Regions from separate parts of the Homo sapiens genome. Here region 2 is linked to region 1. A link is a loop called in an ENCODE intact Hi-C map of the cell type or tissue named here. Cell type or tissue: IMR-90. All regions are shown on one strand. Each heading gives the region's core, and the rest is flanking DNA. Links, peaks and the distances in the headings are about the cores only. Region 1 overlaps PRKCE (protein kinase C epsilon). Region 2 has its middle 8.6 kb from the start of PRKCE.

What was found. Hi-C counts contacts between places; a loop is a spot of excess contacts. Peaks named below come from ENCODE experiments on the same cell type or tissue, not always from the same donor. Only the 100,000 strongest peaks of a DNase experiment are listed, where the experiment ranks them.
Region 2: a loop joins it to region 1, with 7 times the contacts of the local background. A loop is called at or near these places in 14 of 110 quality-filtered maps.

The regions. Positions count from the first base shown.
Region 1 is chr2:45,989,347-45,999,440 of GRCh38, reverse strand. The region is part of intron 6 of PRKCE (protein kinase C epsilon); the gene reads right to left. Among named protein-coding and RNA genes, the nearest start is that of EPAS1, 300 kb to the left of the region's middle. In IMR-90, for the core only: a CTCF peak has its summit at 5,846 (motif pointing left); DNase peaks (open chromatin) are centred at 5,840, 6,970 and 7,090; H3K27ac peaks cover 1,578 bases.
Region 2 is chr2:45,638,049-45,648,142 of GRCh38, reverse strand. No RefSeq gene overlaps it. Among named protein-coding and RNA genes, the nearest start is that of PRKCE, 8.6 kb to the left of the region's middle. RefSeq lists silencers at 4,197-4,406, 7,571-7,747. In IMR-90, for the core only: a CTCF peak has its summit at 4,307 (motif pointing left); no DNase peak of the experiment used is centred there; H3K4me3 peaks cover 577 bases; H3K27ac peaks cover 306 bases; H3K27me3 peaks cover 1,672 bases.

The DNA of each region.
Region 1 (10,094 bases), core at 2,860-7,859:
ACATCCAACCTCTCCTCAGAAACCATGCCATCAAGAAGTTAAATATTCAAAATGTTGAGATAAAAACCCCACCACCCTAGAATTCTCTACCCTGCAATATTATCCTTCAAAAGTGAAGGAGAAATTAAAACTTCCTCAGACAAACAAAAATGGAAGGAATTTATGGGCAGTGATCTGCCTTGTAAGAAATGTTAAAAGTAGTTCTTCAGAGAGAAGACAAATGATACAGCTCAGAAACTTGGATCTACATGAAAAAGAGAGCAGGTAAAGAAAGGTGAAGAAATAAGTGGAGGTAAAATAAAAACTTTTATTTTTATTCTTAATTAATTTAACAGCTAATGGTTTGCCCAAAATCATAATATTAGTAATGTGCTGATTATGTGTAATTATAGTATTTCATATATGCTAGGTATGCTTATGTGTAAGTGAAATAAATGATAGTAATGAGACAAGGATGGCAGGGAGGAATTAGGATAATTTTGTTATTATAAGGTACTTGTACTGTCATGAAGCAGCACAATATTATTTGAAAGTAGATTTGGATTTGTTGTAAATGCATACTGCAAACTCCACAGCAAGCACTAAAATAAGTAAAAAAGAAAGTATAAATGATACGCTAAGAAAGGAGAGAAACAATACGAACATATTAAATGCTCAATTAAAACCACAAAAGGCAGAAAATGAGTGGAAGACAAACATAGAAACAAAGAATAAGGGCAACAAATAGAAAACAGTACTAACTATAGTAGATATTAACCCAAGTATGTCAATAATCAATAATCATTGACTTCAAATGTCAATAGTCTAAATATACCAATTAAAAGACAGATTGTTAGAGTGGATCAAAAAAAACAAGACCCAACTAACTATATGTTGTTCACAAGAAACCCACCTTAAAGACACATACAGATTAAAAGTAAAGACATAGAGTAAGATATACCATGCTAACACTAAACCCAAAAAAGCAGAAAAGCTAAATTAATTTCAGACCCAGCAGACTTCAGAGCAAGGAAAGTTATTAGGGATAAAAAGGTCAATTCTCAAAAAAGACGTAATTTTTAACGTGTATGTACCTAAAACCAGAGCATCAAAGTAAGTGAGGCAAAAACTGATGGTACTACAAGGAGAAACAGATGATGCTGCTATTATAATTGGAGACTTCAGCACCCCTTTATTCAAAAATAAACAGATCTAGCAGGCAGAAACATTAATCAAATCAACAGCAACATTAATCAACAGCAACATTAATCAACTGAATCAACAGCAACATTAATCAACTGAATATAACTGACATCTATCAACAACTTCATTCGGTGACAGAAGAATACACATTCTTCTCAAGATATGAAGCAATCACCAAGAAAGACCACATTCTGGGCCATAAAATACACCTTAACAAATTTAAAAGAATGGAAATCATACAATGTTGGCTTTAGACCACAATGGAATTAACCTGGAAATCAATAAGAGAAAGATAGCTCAAAAATTCCAAAATACTTGGAGATTAAACACATTGCTAAATAGCATATGAGTGAGAAAAGAAATCTCAAGATAAGTTTTAAAATATTTTGAATTAATTAAAATACAACTTACCGGCCGGGTATGGAAGCTCATGCCTGTAATCCCAGCACTTTGGGAGGCCAAGGCAGGTGGATCACTTGAGGTCAGGAGTTTGAGACCAGCCTGGCCAACATGGCAAAACCCCATCTCTACTAAAAATACAAAAATTAGCCAGGTGTGGTGGCGTATGCCTGCAATCCCAGCTATTTGGGAGGCTGAGGCAGGAGAATCGCTTGAACTCGGGAGGCAGAGGTTGTAGTGAGCCGAGATCATACCACTGCACTCCAGCCTGGGTGACAGAGTGAGACTCTGTCTCAAAAAAATAAATAAATAAAATAAAAATAAAAAATGAAATAAAATAAAATACAACATCAAAATTAGTGGGATATAGCAAAAGCAGTGCTTCAAAGGAAGTTTATAGCATTGAATGCATATATTAGGAAAAACATTCTAAAAATCAATAATCTAAGCCTCTATCTTAGGAAACTAGAAAAAGGAGACCAAAGTAGCTTACTTAAATCCAAAGTAAGCAGGAGAAAAGAAATAATAAGAATTAGAGCAAAAATCATTTGAATTAAAAACAGAAAATCAGTAGAGAAAAACCAACAACAAAAAGCTGGTTCTTTGTAAAGAGCAATAGACTCAATAAGCCTCTAGTAAGGCTAGTGAGAGAGAGAGAGAGAAAGAGAAGACACAAATTATTAATATCAGAAATGAGAGGACATCATTATGGATCCTATGGGCATTAAAAGAATAAAAGAGTATTATAAAGAATATTATGCCTATCATTTGATAACCCACACAAAATGAGACTAATTCCTTAAAATACACAATCTGCCACAACTTACATAAGAAGACATACACAGTACAAACAGGCTTATCTTGTAAAGCAATAGAATCAATCATTAATAACCTTCCAAAACAGAAAGCACTAGGCCCAAATGGTGAATTCTGCCAAACACTTAAGGAAGAAATTATATCAATTCTCTATAATATCTTCTAGAAGAAAGAAACAGACAGAATATATCCTAACTCATTTTAGGAGGCCACCATTACCATAATATCAAAGCAAAGATATTATAAAATCTACAGATCAATAACTTTTATGAATATGAATGCAAAAAATCTTCAACAACAATCAGCAAATTGAATCCAACAATTTATAAAGAGAATTACACACCATGACCAAGTAGGATTTATCCCAGGCAAGCAAGGCTGGTTCAACATTTGAAAAATCAACTAATGTAATCAATTGTTATCAATAGACTAAAGAGAGAAAAAAAATCAAATAATTCTAACAATAGATGTAGACAAAGCATTTGACAAAATCCAAACCTATTTATGATAAAATATCTCAGTAAACAAGGAACTGAAGAGAATTTCCTCAACTTAATAAAGAACATCAACAAAAACCCTACAGCCAATTTCATACTAAGATCAGGAACACAAAAAGGATGCTCCCTCTCACCACTCCTTTTCAACACTATACTGGAAGTTCTAACTAATGCAGTAAGACAAGAAAAAGAAATAAAAAGTATACTGATTGGAAAGGAAGAAATAAAACTATAAAACTATCTTTGTTTGTAGATGATATGATTGTCCATGTAGAAAATCCAAAAGAATCAACAAAAAACTCCTGGAACCAATAATGATTATAGCCAGATTGAAGAATACAAAGTTAATATACAAAAGTCAGTTGTTTTCCTATACACCAGCAATGAACAAATGGAATTTAAAAATAAAAACAATACCATCTATGTTATCATTCCCCCAAATGAAATATTTACATATAAATCTCACAAAATATGTACAAGATCTATATAAGTAGAACTACAAAACCGTTGTGAAAAAAATCAAGAACTAAATACATATAGAGATATACCGTATTCATGGATAGAAAGACTCAGTATTTGTCAAGATGTCTTTCCAAACTCGATCTATATATTCAACGCAACCTTAATCAAAATCCCAGCAAGTTATTTATGGATATCGACAAACTCATTCTAAAGTTTATATGGAGAGGCAAAAGACCCAGGCAAAAGACCCAAGCAAAAGGCTAACACAATATTGAAGAAAAAGAACGAAGTCAGAAGACTGACACTACCCAATTTCAAGACTTACTATAAAGCTGAAGTAATCAAGACAATGTGGAATTGGCAAAACATCAATGGAACAGACAAATAGATCAATGGAACAGAACAGACAGCCCAGAGCAGACCCGCACAAATACAGCCAACTGATCTTTGACAAAGAAGCAAAGGCAATAAAATGGAGCAAAGACAGTTTTCAACAAATGGTGCTAGAAAAACTAGACATGCAAAACAGTGAATCTAGACACAAACCTTACGATCTTCACAAAAATGAATCCAAAATGGACTGTAGACCTAAATGTAAAAGGCAAAACTATGAAACTCCTTGAAGATAATATAGAAGAAAATATAGGTAACCTTGGCTACACAGATAACTTTCTTGATGCAACACCATGATGCATGGACATGATCCATGAAAAAAAGAGCTGATAAGCTGAACTTCATTAAAATAAAAAACTTTTGCTCTGTCCCCCACCTCCCCAAACTAAAACAAACAAACAAACAAACAAAAAACAAACAAAACCAAACCACACACTGCCAATAGAATAAAAAGACAAGTAACAGACTGGGAGAAAGTATTTACAAAAGACATATATGATAATATATGCCTATATTATCCAATATAGGCAACAAACTCTTAAACTTAACAATAACAAAATGAATAACCCAATGGGCAAAAGACTTGAGCATACACCTCGCCAAAGAAGATATTCAGATGGTAAATAAGCATAGGAGAAGATGCTCCACTTCATGTGTCATTAGGAAATTACAAATTAAAACAATGAGATACCACTACACACCTATTAAAATGGCCAAAATACAAGGAGGTAACTGATAACACCCAATGCCATTCAGGATATGAAGCAACAGGAACTTTTTATTCATTGCTGGTAGGAATGCATAGTGGTCCAGCCACTTTGAGAGACAGTTTGGCAGTTTCTTACAAAACTAAATATACCATTACCATAAGATCCAGCAATTACACTACTGATATTTACCCAAATGAGGTGAAGAGTTATGTTCATATAAAAACCCGCACATGGATGTTTATAGCAGTTGTATTCATAATTGCCAAAACTTGAAAGCAAGCAAAATGTCCTTTAGTAGGTGAACGGATAAACTATGGTATATCCAGACACTGAAATATTATCCAGCCTTAAAAAGAAGTGAGTTAGCAACTGTGAAAAGACATAGCAGAACATTAAATGCATATTGCTAAGTGAAAGGTGCCAATCTCAAAAGGCTATCCCCTGTATCATTCCAACTATAGGACATTCTGGAAAAGGTAAAACTATGAAAATGGTAAAAAGTTTAGTGGTTACCAGGGGTTAGGAGAGAGGGAGGGATGAAGAAGCAGAACACAGAGGATTTTTAGTGCAGTAAAACTATTCTGTAAGATACTATAATGGTAGATTCATGTCATTATACATTTGTCCAAAATCATGGAAATGTACACCACCAAGAGTGAGCCCTAATGTAAACTATGGACTTTGATGATGATGTGTCAATGAAGGTTCACTGACCGTTAACAAATATACCACTCCGTTGCAGAATGCTGATGGTGAGGGAGGCCGTGCATGTGTGGAGGCAGAAGGTTTGTGGAAAATCTTTATACCTTTGACCTATTTTGTTGTGAACCTAAAACTACTCTAAAAAGTAAAGTCTACTAAAAATGTTTAAAAACCAAAACTGTTCCTGGAGTGAAGCCAGGCAGGATAAGCAGCCAGATCTCCGTAATGCTCTACATAACCTGGTCACCTGTCTGGAGAGAGCCCCCCCAGACCAGCCTGGACAGTTCAACTGAGCTACTGAACCCAAGATGCCCATTGGGCTAAAGGTGGGGGTGGGGTGAGGTGGTGGCAGGGTGGCTTTCTCAGGACAAAAACAAACAAGAAAACTCCAGCGCAGCCAGGCCATGGCACCGACTTGACTAATGGAGTTATCACTAATAACTCTGATCCGCGGGCTGATCAGAGACCAGGCAACAGCACTGTGCCCAGAATTCTGTCCCCACTACCCTGCCTCATTGCATCAGCTGCCCTTTGATGCTCATTCACCACACCTGCTCCACCCACCAAACCCATGAAAGCTGTCTTCTGCCTCTCTGTGAAGTGACGGAAAAGAGAATAAAAGAGCCAAGTTGAGAATTTCTTGAGAAGGGCAACTAACTTGTCTACATAACTTGACCACTAGCTCCCTCTGGTGTTGAAATGCCAGACCTGTCTGTCCTGACAAAACAACTTGGGCTGGCAGGTCGGCAAAGGGGGTATCTTTTTTTGGTTTTGGTTTTGAGGACTTTGCCTTTTATTTTTAAAAAGTCTGCTATTTCCCCTGAGTTATGTACTCATCTTAATATGTAAAAAAAATCTCAATCACACATCAGTTAGCATGCACGATGTGAGATAGTGACTTTGAAAGTGCTTTGAAAAGTCTGGAAATGCCAGGGCAAAGTGGTGAGGAAGGGGAGCTCCAGTTACTCTGGGCAGCCATAACGGGAGCAAGATGGGCTCCTGGAGGCTGCAGGTGTCACTGGGAGGCCACAGACCAGCAAAGGACAGTGGGCGTCCCTGTTGGAACCAAAAGAAACCTGAGATGCATTTGCATTAATGTGGCCAAATGAACCACCCACCCCCACCCCTCACAACACTACTGGGGAGCACCAAGGCCAAAGGCCGTGAGCCCCTGCTGCCAATCCACTCCCAGCCCTAGGCTGCCCTTTAAGGCTTCTCTTTCCAGAATGCCTCTCAGTGCTCACTTTCACTGGTTTCATTTGGATAAAGTTGTACCGGGAAGAAATAGATCTGCTTTGCCAGGGGCTCTTACAAAAAGAGAAGCGCTCTTCTACTACTACCCAGCTATTCACCACACATTTGTTGAGGACCTACTATGTGCTGGGTGGTGCAGCAGCAGCAGTGTTGTCTGGGGACACACTGGGGTTCAGGCACTCTGACTTTCACCTTCTATCACACATCCTACCGTCATTTGGAGAGACTTGGTTTCCATGTTTCCACCCTTTTTATAGCTGAGATTGAAGCAAAAGGCAGGCCAGGCTCCTGGGAATTCCTCCAAAGCAAGCAGACAACCTTCTGGGAATGGTGACAGAGCCACTCCTAAGGAGGGGCCCAGGCCCATGTATGCTGCAGGAATTTCTTTATGTTGGGGTAATTTGGCCCTTGAGGGTGAGCCAGGGCAATGGTTTGATTTCATAACAGGTTCCAGTCATGCCAAGCTCAGAGACAGAGAGCAAATATTTGCAAATGGGAAATTGTGTGCTTGTGCAATGGAAGTTGGCAGGGGTGTGAGAGTGAACGACCGCAAAGTCGTTCACGCAGAATGAGGAGAAAGGAGGTAAGAGGGATGCCCCCCTGGGGTCATGCTGGGCCAAATGTCATCACCAGAAAGAGATTTTGGAGTCCTGATCACACCAGAACCGTGACTCAGAGCTTTCCGGGGACCACGATCGGCCGCTTGTCTGCTACCCAGCATTCCTCAGATCAAAGCTCAGACTGAATTTTCAGCCAATCTGCCACGTGTACAGGGGACATTCTCATGGTCCCCAGGCATTGTGGATGTTACTGCAAAGGATTCTGAGTCAACCAAAGCACTCCTGTGGCATTCTTTCTCCCTACACCCCTTTCCAGGCCCTCTCTTGCCTGTAAATTGCTCACACTTATTTCTGACTCAATGCCTGAATTATCGCCTATGATTTCACTTATTATGTTCAATGACCAAGCACAGTGCAAGTTTCTAGAGAACTAAAGTAATGTTTTATCTCCAGGTTCACCACGACGCCTTGCACAAATCAGGACAACATGCTTTTCAGTTATTCTAACTCTACGGAAAGTAGTAGTACTACAGTGGCATAAATGACACCTCTCAGACCAGACCCAATAGATAACAGGGAACTAGAATCCCAAGCTCACCATGCAAGCCACACAAATTAAACGTCAATGAAAAGGAAGGTAAAGCAGTCCATTAACATGGCTTGACTTTAAAGCAAACAAGTAAAAGTGCCCTTATGTAATTCCCTCCTTGTATAATTCAACCACAAAAAGACAAGGGTTTAAAGTGATTGTTTGATTTCTGTGGGCCTTTCTTTCATAATTATTCACACATATGCATGAAAAGGTATGTATGAGGATGTCTGTGACAGCATAAATTAAAATGGCGACAACACACAAACCAGTAAACATCCATCAAGAGGGCAACATTTTAAACAATCTACGGAACATCCACAATGTGGACTCTTTCTAGTAAGTAAAGTAGATGTCTGTACACTGCCTTGGAAATACTCCAAGACATACTGTAGAAAAGCAAATTATATAACTATGCACGGAGGATTGAATTAACAAATATTTATTGGATGTCAGTGTGCAGGCACTGTTCTAGATGCTGGGTAAACAGAGAATAAAACAGACAAAAAAAAATCTCTGTCCTCATGGACCTTGTATTTGGATTGGGAGAGACAGAAATTAACATTATAAGGTCTGGCGTGGTGGCTCATGCCTGTAATCCCAGCACGTTGGGAGGCTGAGGTAGGTGGATCACTTGAGGTTGGGAGCTAAAGACCACCCTGGCCAACATGATGAAACCCCATCTCTACTAAAAATGTAAAAATTTGCCGGGCGTGGTGGCAGGTGCCTGTAATCCCAGCTACTTGGGAGGCTGAGGCAGGAAGATCACTTGAACCCAGGAGGCAGAGGTTGCAGTGAGCTGAGATTGCACCGCTGCACTCCAGCCTGGGTGACAAAGTGAGACTCTGTCAAAAAAAAAAAAGAAGAAAGAAAGAAAGGAAGAAAGAAAGAAACTAACATTATACAAGTAATTTAGACTGGGTGCAGTGGCTCACACCTGTAATCCCAGCACTTTGGGAGGCTGAGGAGGACGGATCACTTGAGGTCAGGAGTTTGAGACCAGCCTGGCCAACATGGTGAAACCCTGTCTCTATTAAAAATACAAAAATTAGCCTAGTGTGGTGGCATGCACCTATAGTCCCAGCTACTCCAGAGGCTGAGGCAGGAGAATTGCTTGAACCTGGGAGGTGAAAGTTGCAGTGAGCTGAGAGCCGAGATCATGTCACTGCACTCCAGCCTGGGCAACAGAGCGAGACTCCATCTCAAAAAAAAAAAAAAGAAAGTAATTTAGAATATTAGAAGATGATAAGTGCTATGTTAGAAAAAAAAGCAGAGGAAGTAAGAGACGAGAGACAAGAGCTTGAGAGCTACCCAGTGGTCAGGGTAGACCCCATAGACAAGACGATTGCATTTGTGAGGAGGCGAAGGGGATGTGGATGGGGAGGTGCAGGTGTGCCAGGCAGCCCCTAAGCTGCCTCCTGATTGCCCCTGCCTCATAGTGTTCATGCTTTTATGTAACTCCCTCCCTTGGAGAGGACTGGACGTAGTGATTCTCTTCTAATGAACAGAAAACATCAAAAGCGATAAGATGTCCCATTGCCTCGTGTCTGGGGCATCTTTTCTCACTTTCTTGTTTGCATTGAAGGAAGCCAGTCACTGTGTGGAGAGGCCCATACGGCAGAGAACTGATGTTTCTGGTCAGTGGCCATGTGGGCGAGCTTGGAAGTGGATCCTCTTCCAGTTGAGTTTTCAGATGAGACAACAGCCCCAGCTCTCAGCTTGACTGAAACCTCATGAGAGTCAGATGCACCCAGCTAAGCTCCATCCAGATTTCTGACCAGCGGAAACTCTGAGAAAATAAGTATTGGTTGTTTTACACCACTATGTCCTGGGGTCATTTGTTATGTAGCAATAGACTCTAACGCAGTGTGTGTGAGTATCCGTGCAGCAAAGGCACACAAAAAGAGGACATTTTTAGAAGTAAGAGGACCCATAGCACATTTTTAGAAGTCTGAGGATGAAAGTGGAAAGAGAATATAAAGAAAGCCTTTAATATTTTTAATATATATCTAACTTCAGTCTTGCTTGGATCTTTGACAGTAAGAACAGTGAGAATGTATTTATGTATTGTGCTCTTTATAATTCTAAAAATAAAAGTTGAAGTTACGACAAGGGACCTAGCTGTTAAAAATAGTAAAGGACTGACATTTTCAGAAATGTTGAAAATTAAAAATTATTCTGCATGTTTTTAGTGTTTTTAAGTATCCAAAATACTTTTTTTTTTTTTTAAACAAGGAAAGGAAGGAAGGAGGGAGACAGGCAGGCCTTTCTTTCATCTTTATGGCTCTGCACAGCCACCCCAAGGTATGTGGCTAAGATCACTCCATTTTTATTTTTTATTACTGTCCTCAGAAGGGAAGAGGGCAGTTGGGGTTAAAAGCCAAGGGCACTAAGCCAGGGTGACCTGCTTGCAACCTCCCAGCTAGGCAGTACCCAAACCAGGACAGCTCCTCCAAATCCTAGCCTGTGATCTCTTCAGGCCACCACTCCTGTTTACTACTTACTGGAGAGGAGGGGACACCCTGTCCCC
Region 2 (10,094 bases), core at 2,272-7,271, 350 kb after region 1:
GGAAGGCATCAACCAGCAGAATCCTTTGAGCTGAGTCTAGGCTTTCCAACAGGAGTTCTTCCAGCAGCAAAGAGGGAAGGGAAGGGTACTGGCTGCAAAAAGTATAATGTGTACAGGTAGGAAAGCCATGACTCTTCAGGTAAGCGGCCAGGTGTGCCCCACTTGTGGCAGGTAGTAACAGGAGATGAAGTAAGTAGGAACCTGATAGTTAAGACCTCAGAGGGCCTGCAGATGGGTCTCAACTTTTTCCTGGAGAGACACCAAACATTCCAGCGGGCAAGCAGCATAACTAGAGTTAATACTTTACAAAGGCGATTTTGTGATGGATAAATATTTTTCTCTTCTGTAATTTTCCTCCAGAAGGCTCACCTCAAAACAGGGTATTAGACAAAGAGAAGATCCAAGTCTGAAGATGATTTACACTCTGTATAATCAAAATTGAAACTGTCTGTGGATACTGTTTAGATCAGCTGGAGGAAGCGGGGAAGGGGGAGCCAGAACCGTAGACTAGCGCGTTAATATTCATGTCCCTGTTGCTGTGCTGGTTGTTGCCATTTATAGAATGTTAATGGGCTTCTGCAAAGGTCTGCCTGGTCAGGGTCTATCATACATTCCACACATGCTCCGCTGAACAGAATCCAACCACCTGGGCCATGGGATGGAACGCGCAGCAGTATAATGACACAGAAACCTTCTAGAGCTCCGCTGGTCCTGCCCCAGCCTAGCCCCCACCCGACCCTGAGCCCCACTTCAAACTTTGCCCCACACCTATACTCCTGTGGTGGGCTTTTGTCTGCCCTGCCATGTCTTCTTATTTTGGCCCCATCTCAGCTCCGAATTCTGGCCCCATCTCTGCTCTATATTCTGTTGCAGTGACTCAGGCCAAGCTTCACTTAATACCTGCAAAGAGGTGGAGGGATCAGAGGCAGCCCTATCGAGCTTGCTGATGGATGCAGAAGGAGATGGCCTGGTGCCCCTATTCCTCAGGGCCTGTGACTGTGAGCCCTACTCACTAGGATGCCATTTGGAGAATAGCATAACATTCTTCATCTTCTGTGGGTCAGATGTTGGGTTGTGTCTTGGGATTTTTTTTTTATAAGGGACAGAGTCTCACTCTGTTGACCAGGCTGGAGTACAGTGACACAATCACAGTTCACTGCAGCCTTGGCCTCCCAGACTTGAGCAATTCTCCCACCTCAGCCTCCTGAGTGGCTGGGACTAAAGCCATGTGCCACCATGCCCAGCTAAAGTTTTTTGATTGTTTTTGTAGAGATGGGGTCTCACTATGTTGCTCAAGCTGGTCTTGAACTCCTGGACTCTAGTGGTCCTCCTGCATCAGCCTCCCAAAGTGCTGGGATTACAAGTGTGAGCCACCGTGCCTGGCCCCTGTCTTGGACTTTTAAGATCATATGTCAATCCAAGGGTCTTTACTAAGTACTTGCTATATATAGGATACTAGGGCAGGTGCTCCAGGGAGGATAAATAGCTATATGGATAATCCCTACTCTACCTGGGGAGATGAGTAGATCAATTCAGTCGGTCCTTTATTTAACAGTCAGTAGTGTCATGTCATGTCATTTGGAGCACTAGGGAAACAAAAAATGACAACACAAAATGGCCCTTTATTAGTCAGGATTGGCTAGGTCATGCTGCTGTAATAAGCTCTCCCCAGATCCCAACACCTTAAAAGAACAAAGCTTTCTTCTCATGCATGCTGTAAGTCTATGGCAGGTTGGTTGGGAGCTCTGCTTCCCATTAGCGTCATTCTCACTTCTGGATCCAGGCTGGCTAAAAAGTTACCATCTGGAACATGGCTGGTCATGGGCAGAGAGAAAAAGGATGTCTGGAGGGTCTTACACAGGCAATTAAATAGTCCACCTGGTGGCTCATGCCTGTAATCCCAGCATTTTGGGAGGCCCTGGGTAGCAAAACCTCATCTCTACAAAATAAAATAAAATTAAATTAAATTAAAAAAACATAGCTGAGCATGGTGACGGGTGCCTGTAATCCCTGCTACCTGGGAGGCTGAGGTGGGAGAATTGCTTGAGGAGGCTGCAGTGAGCCAAGATTGTGACACTGCACTTCAGCCTAGGCAACAGAGCCAGACCCTGTCCCCCACCTGCCCCCCACCCAAAAAAATCCATCTGGAAGTGCTAAATATCATTTGTGCCCACTAATTGTTAGCTAGAACCAGTCTCAGATCCCGCCTTCCCCAACCACAGGGTCTGGGAAGTTCTACCATCTGTACTGTCAAGGAGCATGGAATGTTTGGTGAATAGCACTGAAGACTGCCATAGACACTATTCTCAAATGACAGGTGCAGAAAGGTAATTCAAGGTGGCACACAATAAATAACAAATAATCAGCCCACTCAGAAAGCACTATAGGAACTTAGGGTAGCAATAATCACAGTAAGAGTCAGACTGTTTGACCGTCCTCCCTCCCTTTTGCTCTGGGCCACTGCATACAGAAGACTCCAGATGACATGGAGAATCCTGCCTAATATCAGAACCAGCAGCCATCCAAGCTCCTTTCCCCTCCCCGTTATATGCTTAACACCTCATGGGACGTGCAGTTCCTTAAAGCCACTTTAGAACCACGGCAGCACAAAGGAGGCATTTGGGCCCAACAGAACTGAGAAGACTTACTTGTTAAACTCTGTGGGATTTGAGGGATCACTTGGTTTGTTTAATTAATTAATTAAGTTTTTGAAATGGAGTCTTGCTTTGTCACCCAGGCTGCAGTGCGGTGGCACACAATCTCGTCTCACTGCTGCAACCTCAACCTCCCAGATTCAAGCAATTCTCCTGCCTCAGCCTCCTAAGTAACTGAGATTATAGGCACACACCACCATGCCCAGCTAATTTTTGTATTTTTTTTTAGTACAGACAGGGTTTCACCATATTGGCCAGGCTGGTCTCAAACTCCTGACCTCAAGTGATCCACCTGTCTCAGCCTCCCAAAGTGCTGGGATTACAGGCATGAGACACTGCGCCCAGACTATATTCTTTATTGTTATTAAATTCCTCTATTAAATGAGGAAACTGATACCTAGAGAAGTTAACTGACTTGCCAAAAAAAAAAAAAAAAAAAAAAACAGAAAAAAAAACCCCAAAACACTACCTAGAGGTCTAGACCCAAATCTTATACCTTATACATTGACTGTTCTTTCTACATTGCCATGCCGGAACCAAGGCAGCACTATTTAATGATAATCATGTCAATTACATTTTAATTCCTTGGAAACATTTTTATAAACCTAAGGTCTAGATTTGTTTTAATTTATTGGCTCCAAATTAAACTAGCCTTAGCACAGTGCAATATAATAATTCTTTCAATAATAATCTATACTATAATAACATAATTCTCAAGGGAACTATGATGTTGATAGAGTTCTTCCTTAAGTTGTTTGGTAATAAGAGTCTTTAAAACAAAAAGACTGAAAGACTTTGTTGTTCTTCAACTTCTATATTTTTGTGTCTCCTCTCCCAATACCAATAGAATTATTGAGGTATTTTTGGCGGATGGTTTGATGCTACCTGTAACCAAGTTTAACAGCTGTCTCCCAGGCTCCCCTGTGGATATTTTACCAATTAGCAGAATGACTGATCTGATTGTTCAGACTAGGTTATATATCTCTAGCACATTCTGGATATTTGGTGAATCCATTTTTATTTCTAATTTACCTTTCAGGATCAACAAGCTGGGGCTAAAGGGCAAGGAATATTGCCTTTTGTCACTGATAAGCATTTGCGTGTAACAGAATGTGTAACCAGAACTGCTTAAATCCACGGGTTCTGTTGCAACACATGTGTTGGAAAGCTGCGAATCTGTCCCACTTTAAGGCCCAAGTCCTCCATGCACCGGGCCTCATCCCCTAGCTGAAGCTGTAACTCCTCCCTCAACTCTCCTACCGCTTCTTCCTCACGTCTCGTTGGAGTTCCTGCCTCTCCCTAATATACTGTAGTATAGTTCTTTGGTACCTGTCTTTGATCCTGCCACTTCCCTAGAGGTCTTTAAATTTGGAGACCCAGGATGACTCATGTTGGTGCTGCTCGGTATCTTGGACATGGTAAATGCAACTTTGTGCTCTATACACATTTGAAATGAGAAGAGTGTGAAATAGTCTTCTTGTGGGTCTCTTCCCTTCTTGCCCAAATGAGTGCCTTGAGGATGGGTGGGTCTCTTCTCTCTTCTGCAACCCACCCGGCAAGCCTGCAGTGACAAAGTCGCTGCGCGCTCTGATGCCGGGCCGCACCGGGGGGCTCCAGGCCGCCCGCGCCCCACTCCGCGAGCCGACAGCGCCCTCTGGTGGACGCTGGCGCGCTCGCCCCAGTGGCTCCCGAGGCTCTCACCGCCTCCGCTGTCTCCGCTCCCTGTGGTGCCCCGCTCAGCCCCGGACCAGCCTGGGGGAAGCGACCCTTCTACGTCCTGGCCGGTCTAGTTTCTCTGTCGTCGGCTACCGGGTCCCTCAGGTCACCCCACCCCGGCCGGAGCCGGATGGAGAGGCGAAGAGAGCCTTGGGTCTAAAAAGGGGTCCGGCGAGTCCGCCTGCCATCCCGGCTTAGCGGGGGACGAAGGGTCGCAGGGTGGGGGCCAGGAGGCAGCCCCTCTCTTCTCCGCCCCAAGAGACTTCCCAAGGCCAAGGTTGGAGGGGGCGGCCGTTAGGCCTGGAGCCAGGAGAACAGAGACCCACAAGAACAGCAGAACAGAAAGCAACTGGGAGGGAGGGGAGTTAGAGGGGAGCCACAGTCCCAGGAGAATTCCTAAGGCCCCGGAGCAGAAAAGGCGGCAGACCCGGGCAAGAAGGGGACAGGCGTGGAGGGGGCTGGTCATGAGGCCGTTTGACCCAGGGTCACAGTGCAGCCACGGTGGAAAGGTGGCTCATTGTCCAGTCTAATTCAAGCTGTGTGACTTAAGTTACCTGCGCTCTGGAAGCTTCATTGGCTCTTAAGTGGAGATTAGAAGAGGCTAGGACTGCTCTGTGGATGAACGGACTATGAAAGTGTCCTGCACATAGTACATGGCCACTAGGACAACAGCGAGCTAGGGGGATAAGCCAAGAGGAAGACCACACGGCATGGGACCACTGCCGTTATCCACATGCCCCAGGCAGGCGGAGGTCAAATGCAGTCACTCGGTGTATGCCAAAACTGTGCCCCCCAACTTTTTTTTAAAGCAACTTGGCTTTTCAAAGTGAAGAATTCTGTTCTTATCGCTGCATTAGAGCCACAGGCCATCTATTTGACAGTTAAATCCAAGTTGGGTTCAGGAAAAATACAGATAAAGGATTTGTGGTCTAGGTTTGTAAGAAGCTAGAATTTGAAGGTAAAGGTATTCGAAGGGCCTTCAGACAGACCACAGAGACCACCCCTGCATTTTCCCAAACCCGAGGCTGCAGGTCAGCTCCTGAAGCTGAGGTGAGGGTTGTGGGAAGTGGCCGTACAATCCCACTGCAGGCATCGCCTCCAGGATGGGAGGTGCTGGGCATGGGAGCAGGTCAGGACCTGCTTGGAGGCTGCTTCTCGTCATCCCAGCACATAGCTGGGCTTACTTTTCTGAAAAACACAGAAGCCATCAGCTGGGTTTGCCCCCAAACCTGGCAACAGCTTAGGAAGGAAGAAAGAATGTCATTCCTCCATCCCACCAGGTATCATGGAAGCAGGTGGCTGGGCTCAGGCCTCCACCTGTCTCCTGGCCGCACCACCCAGCCCTGCTTCCCAGGGACTCTGCTCTGTGGATCACCCCTCACTTCTCTTCTCCACCCTCGTTCCCTCTACCGGTTGTTTTCCTTCAGTAAGTCTCAGCCCTTTTAAAAAAAATTGTAACCCTTCCTCACCTCACATTTCTGCCCAGCTACCACCTAACCCTCTCCTCTCTGTCCCTTGTTGTTATTTTTCAGTCTCCATTTTCTTTTCTTACTACCCACTCCCTCCTCAGCCCATATCATTGGGCTCACTGAAACATCTCTCACTTCCATGCTGCTAAAACTCATTTTTGTGGTCTGTACCTTATTTGACCACTTTCTTTGCCGCAAATGATGCTGTCTCCCCTCTCGCCTTGAAATGCTCCCTTCTTCTAGTTTCTTTTTTTGTTTGTTTGTTTTGAGACAGAGTCTTGCTCTGTTGCCCAGGCTGGAGTGCAGTGGCACCATCTCAGCTCACTGCAACCTCCACCTCCTGGGTTCAAGCAATTCTCCCGCCTCAGCCTCCAGAGTAGCTGGGACTACAGGCAAGCACCACCATGCCCGGCTAATTTTTGTATTTTTGGTAGAGACGGGGTTTCACCATGTTGGCCAGGATGGTCTCGATCTCCTGACCTCATGATCCGCCCACCTCGGCCTCCCAAAGTTCTGGGATTACAAGCGTGAGTCACCTGCCCAGCCCTTCTCCTAGTTTCAAGGACATCTGAACTCTCCAAGTTTTCTTCCTACTTGCTTGACGTCTCCTTGTCAGTTTCTTTTCTCCTCTTCCTCTGCCCATCTTTTAAATGCATCATTATGTTATAGTTACACTGCAGAATTAGTTATGTTATATTTACATATAACACAGCTAGTGTTATGTAATATGTAAATTATATGTAAGTTATGTTATATTTACATATATGTTATATATGTTATGTTATAGTTACACTGTTAAGACAATAATGTAAAAGTTATCTTGATGAATCATCAGGTGAGTGACCACAAGGTGCTGTGACTTTGAGGGAAGGAAAGATAGATCACTGAGGCCTAAAGTGGTAAGGAAAGTCCCTGTGGAAGAAGAGAGGTGGACAATGGGCATAGACAAGATGCTAGAAGTTCAGAGGTAGAGAAAAAGAATGGACATTCCTGCTGGAGTAACTTCCTACTAAATACACAGAGGGGTGAACCTAAAGATTTAATCCAATGATTTTTAAACATCTCTTTGGGGACAGCACTTTGCTAGGCATGGCATAAAATTGAAAAGAAAGATGAGAGCCCCTTGTTTAAATTTTAGTTACTATTCCCATGAAATGATTAAATAGCACTATAAGGTAGCATTTGATCGAGATAAAGACGGTAGAAAGAAGGCAGAGGTCACATGGGCTTCCTGGAAGTGGCAAAACCCACGGGCTATCATGATCTGTATGAATTAGGGTAGGCTGACTGCTCTAACACGTAGATCCCCAAATGCATAAAAGCTCAAACACAGTAGTCATTTACTTCATGCTCATGTAGCAGTATTGGGTAGGTCAACAAATCAAAAGGGTGGCCCTGTCCTCAGGCTTCCACAGTCACCCTGAAGGTTGTCACCAGTGGAGCCATCCAGATAGAGAACAGATTACTGGGGAGCAAGTCTGGGAGGGTGTTATGGGCCAGGTCACTCGCATCCCATTGGCTAGGACTTAGTCACATGGTCACATATAATTGCCAGGGAGGCTGGGAAGCACAGCCCTGTAGTGTGCCCAGGAAGAAGAGGAGAGCCTGGCTTTTTGGTGAGCAGTGAGCAACGTCTCCCACTGGGTCCTTTCATCCTTTGCTGGAGATAAGGATGATCTGTTTGGGTTAACCCTCAGTGCAGAATTGAACCCCTCTCCATTTTCCTCTCCCTTTCCCCATCTTATTCCGTATAAAAAAGGCTATGAGGACTCTGTGGTGCAAGTGAAAGAGACACAGGTGCAGGTGTGGGCCAAGATAAGGACGATGAGGTGTGATGAAGAGGAGGCCATGCACTGGGCTAGGTGTGTCTAGAGAGGACATTCTCTTCCAGCTTCTCTCCTTCTGCCCATTAAAATGCCAAGTTGCCCTCATCTCTGGTGTGAGTTGTGGCATGGTGGGAGTCATCCCCGACTCTTTCCTGGGAGTGGGAGGAGGTCCATTCCCAACCCACAAATGAAACGTGGTCAGTGTCCTCCGTGCAGGTGACCTTAGAGTTGCTGCAATGCAGTGAAGGCTGATGAGCGAGTCACCTGGCACAGGCTTCAGATGTAATGATGGTCTGTACTTTGAACTTTTTAGGGAGCTTTTATATCCATCCCTCCTTTTTCCCCTCTTCTCAACCACAGTGCAGGGCAAGTATTATTCCCATTTTAAAGACGGGGCTACTAGAACTCAGAGAAAGTAAAGGACTCAAGTGCATCAGATCCAAGAGGAGAGCCTGGTTCTCCAGATCCCCAGACAAGGCTTCCCTCCTATGACCAACCTTGTCCACTTTATATGTGAAATGAGCTGGTGAGTATGTTTTATAATTCCCTGGAGTCTGAGTCTCCAAGGAAGCCCCCCCACCCCGCCAGGCAAAGGCCACTGCTCCAGCTGGTGCGCTGCACAGAGACCCAGGCTCAGACATCAGGACCTTCCATCCGCTCTTAGCTGCTGACCTGGCCTGGGGGCTGGGGAGGTGAAGAGGTGAGTGCATTGGCATCAGAATTCAACAGGCAAGGCACTGTTCTGCACACGGGGAAACAAAGCCCACACTGCCCCCTAAGGGGCCTTAACAGCCCCTTGGACACCTTGCTGAATGCTTTCAGAGGGGCACAAACTTTACCCCACCTTTGGGTTAGGGTAGATGTCGCTCAAGCTTTTGCCTCACTGAAGGATTTCCTATTGACGGTTAGTCTTTTCCCTATATCTCTCTCCCTCTGCCTCTCCCCTGTCTTCCCTTTCTCTGAGCCTGTTAGACCTCAGGGTTAACTTCTGACAAAGGAAGCTTTTCTGGCTCATTTTGTTCTTGCAAATGCAAATGTAAGCTAACCAGGAAAGAAGGCCAGGGACCTCAAAGCAGGTTGGTGTTCTTCCTGGAGCGTGAGAACCAAGTATGGAAGCCTTCTCCTAGGGCCTGAGATGTCTCAGGGAGCTTGGAGAAAAGATGACAGCCCTGCGGATGAAAGGGTCCTGTTAACCTCTAGGGTGTGGCAGCTCAAGGCTCTGCACTTTGGGACCATCCCAGGTGCTTCCTGATCTAGGAAAGGAAGGAGAAAACGATGCTGTCCTCACTCCCTGAAAACCATGCCAGCTCCTCTTCCTTGCCTGCATCCTGTCCCTATTATTCCCTCTCCCAGGACTCCCTGGCCCATTCTGTGGGCCTCACCTTAGAAGGCATTTCTTCTAAGTGACTCTCCTGATCTCTCATCAGCCCACACTACATTTTATTGTCATCACTGTTCTACTTGCTTGTTTCCCAAAAAGCAGAATTACAGTGGTGCTCATAAGGCTTAAGCTTTAGGGCCCTTCATTTGCTGTGCTCCCTCCAAGCCCCACTTTCTAATTTGGTGTTCTTTTTCCAAAAGAGGGCTCTCCAAATTGCTTAAGCTTCAGGTCCCATGAAACCCAGGTTCACTCATGGCCTTTCCCACTACTGTGCAAACTTCCTGAATCAGGGACTGTGCTTCAGATTCCATGGAGTATTTTTAGGGAGTGGAGGTCTTCCTAGGCTCCAATAAACATTTGTTAAATAAAAGAGAAAGGAAGAAAGAATTCTTAGCTAGTGCTTAGCTGCCCAGTGGTTCTCATGAAGACTCCCCAGCACTGTCACCTGTGCAATCCGGATGGCTCTTATGGGGTGCCCGTCCCTACAGCACAGTGTAGTGTGCAGGAGGAATCCATCTGGGAAGCTCTAGGATCTTAGGAAAATCACCTGCCTCTCGATGAGCCTGCATTTATTCAAATGCAATAGGGGGTTGTAACCACTAATTACCAGTAAGTACAGTAGCTGGCACAACTGCATCTCAGAAAATAATAGTTTCTGTTATATACACCGTCCCTATGGAACATTTCATTCTTAATTCTTTTAGCTCTAGGACCTACAGCTTCCCCTTTCCCCCACGGTGGTTCCTGGATAATGGGGTTTTGGTGTGAAGAGTCAGGGCACACAAAGGGATTTGCCCTGCACCCAGCGTCCCACTAAGTTTGGCTCCAGGACCAGATCTGGGTATCCCCCTATACACTGTTCCTTCTGACAGCGAGATGTAGAACTGCATGGAAAGAGTCAAAGAACTTGAATGATGATATAAATGAAATATAGGGAAACAATGTGGTTAAGTGCCTTTCCCTTTGCAGCCATGGTTTTCCAGCCATTTGACCCACTGGAACCCTAAGGTATGTATCTCTCAGTGCGGTAAAGGAGTAGTTATTTTTC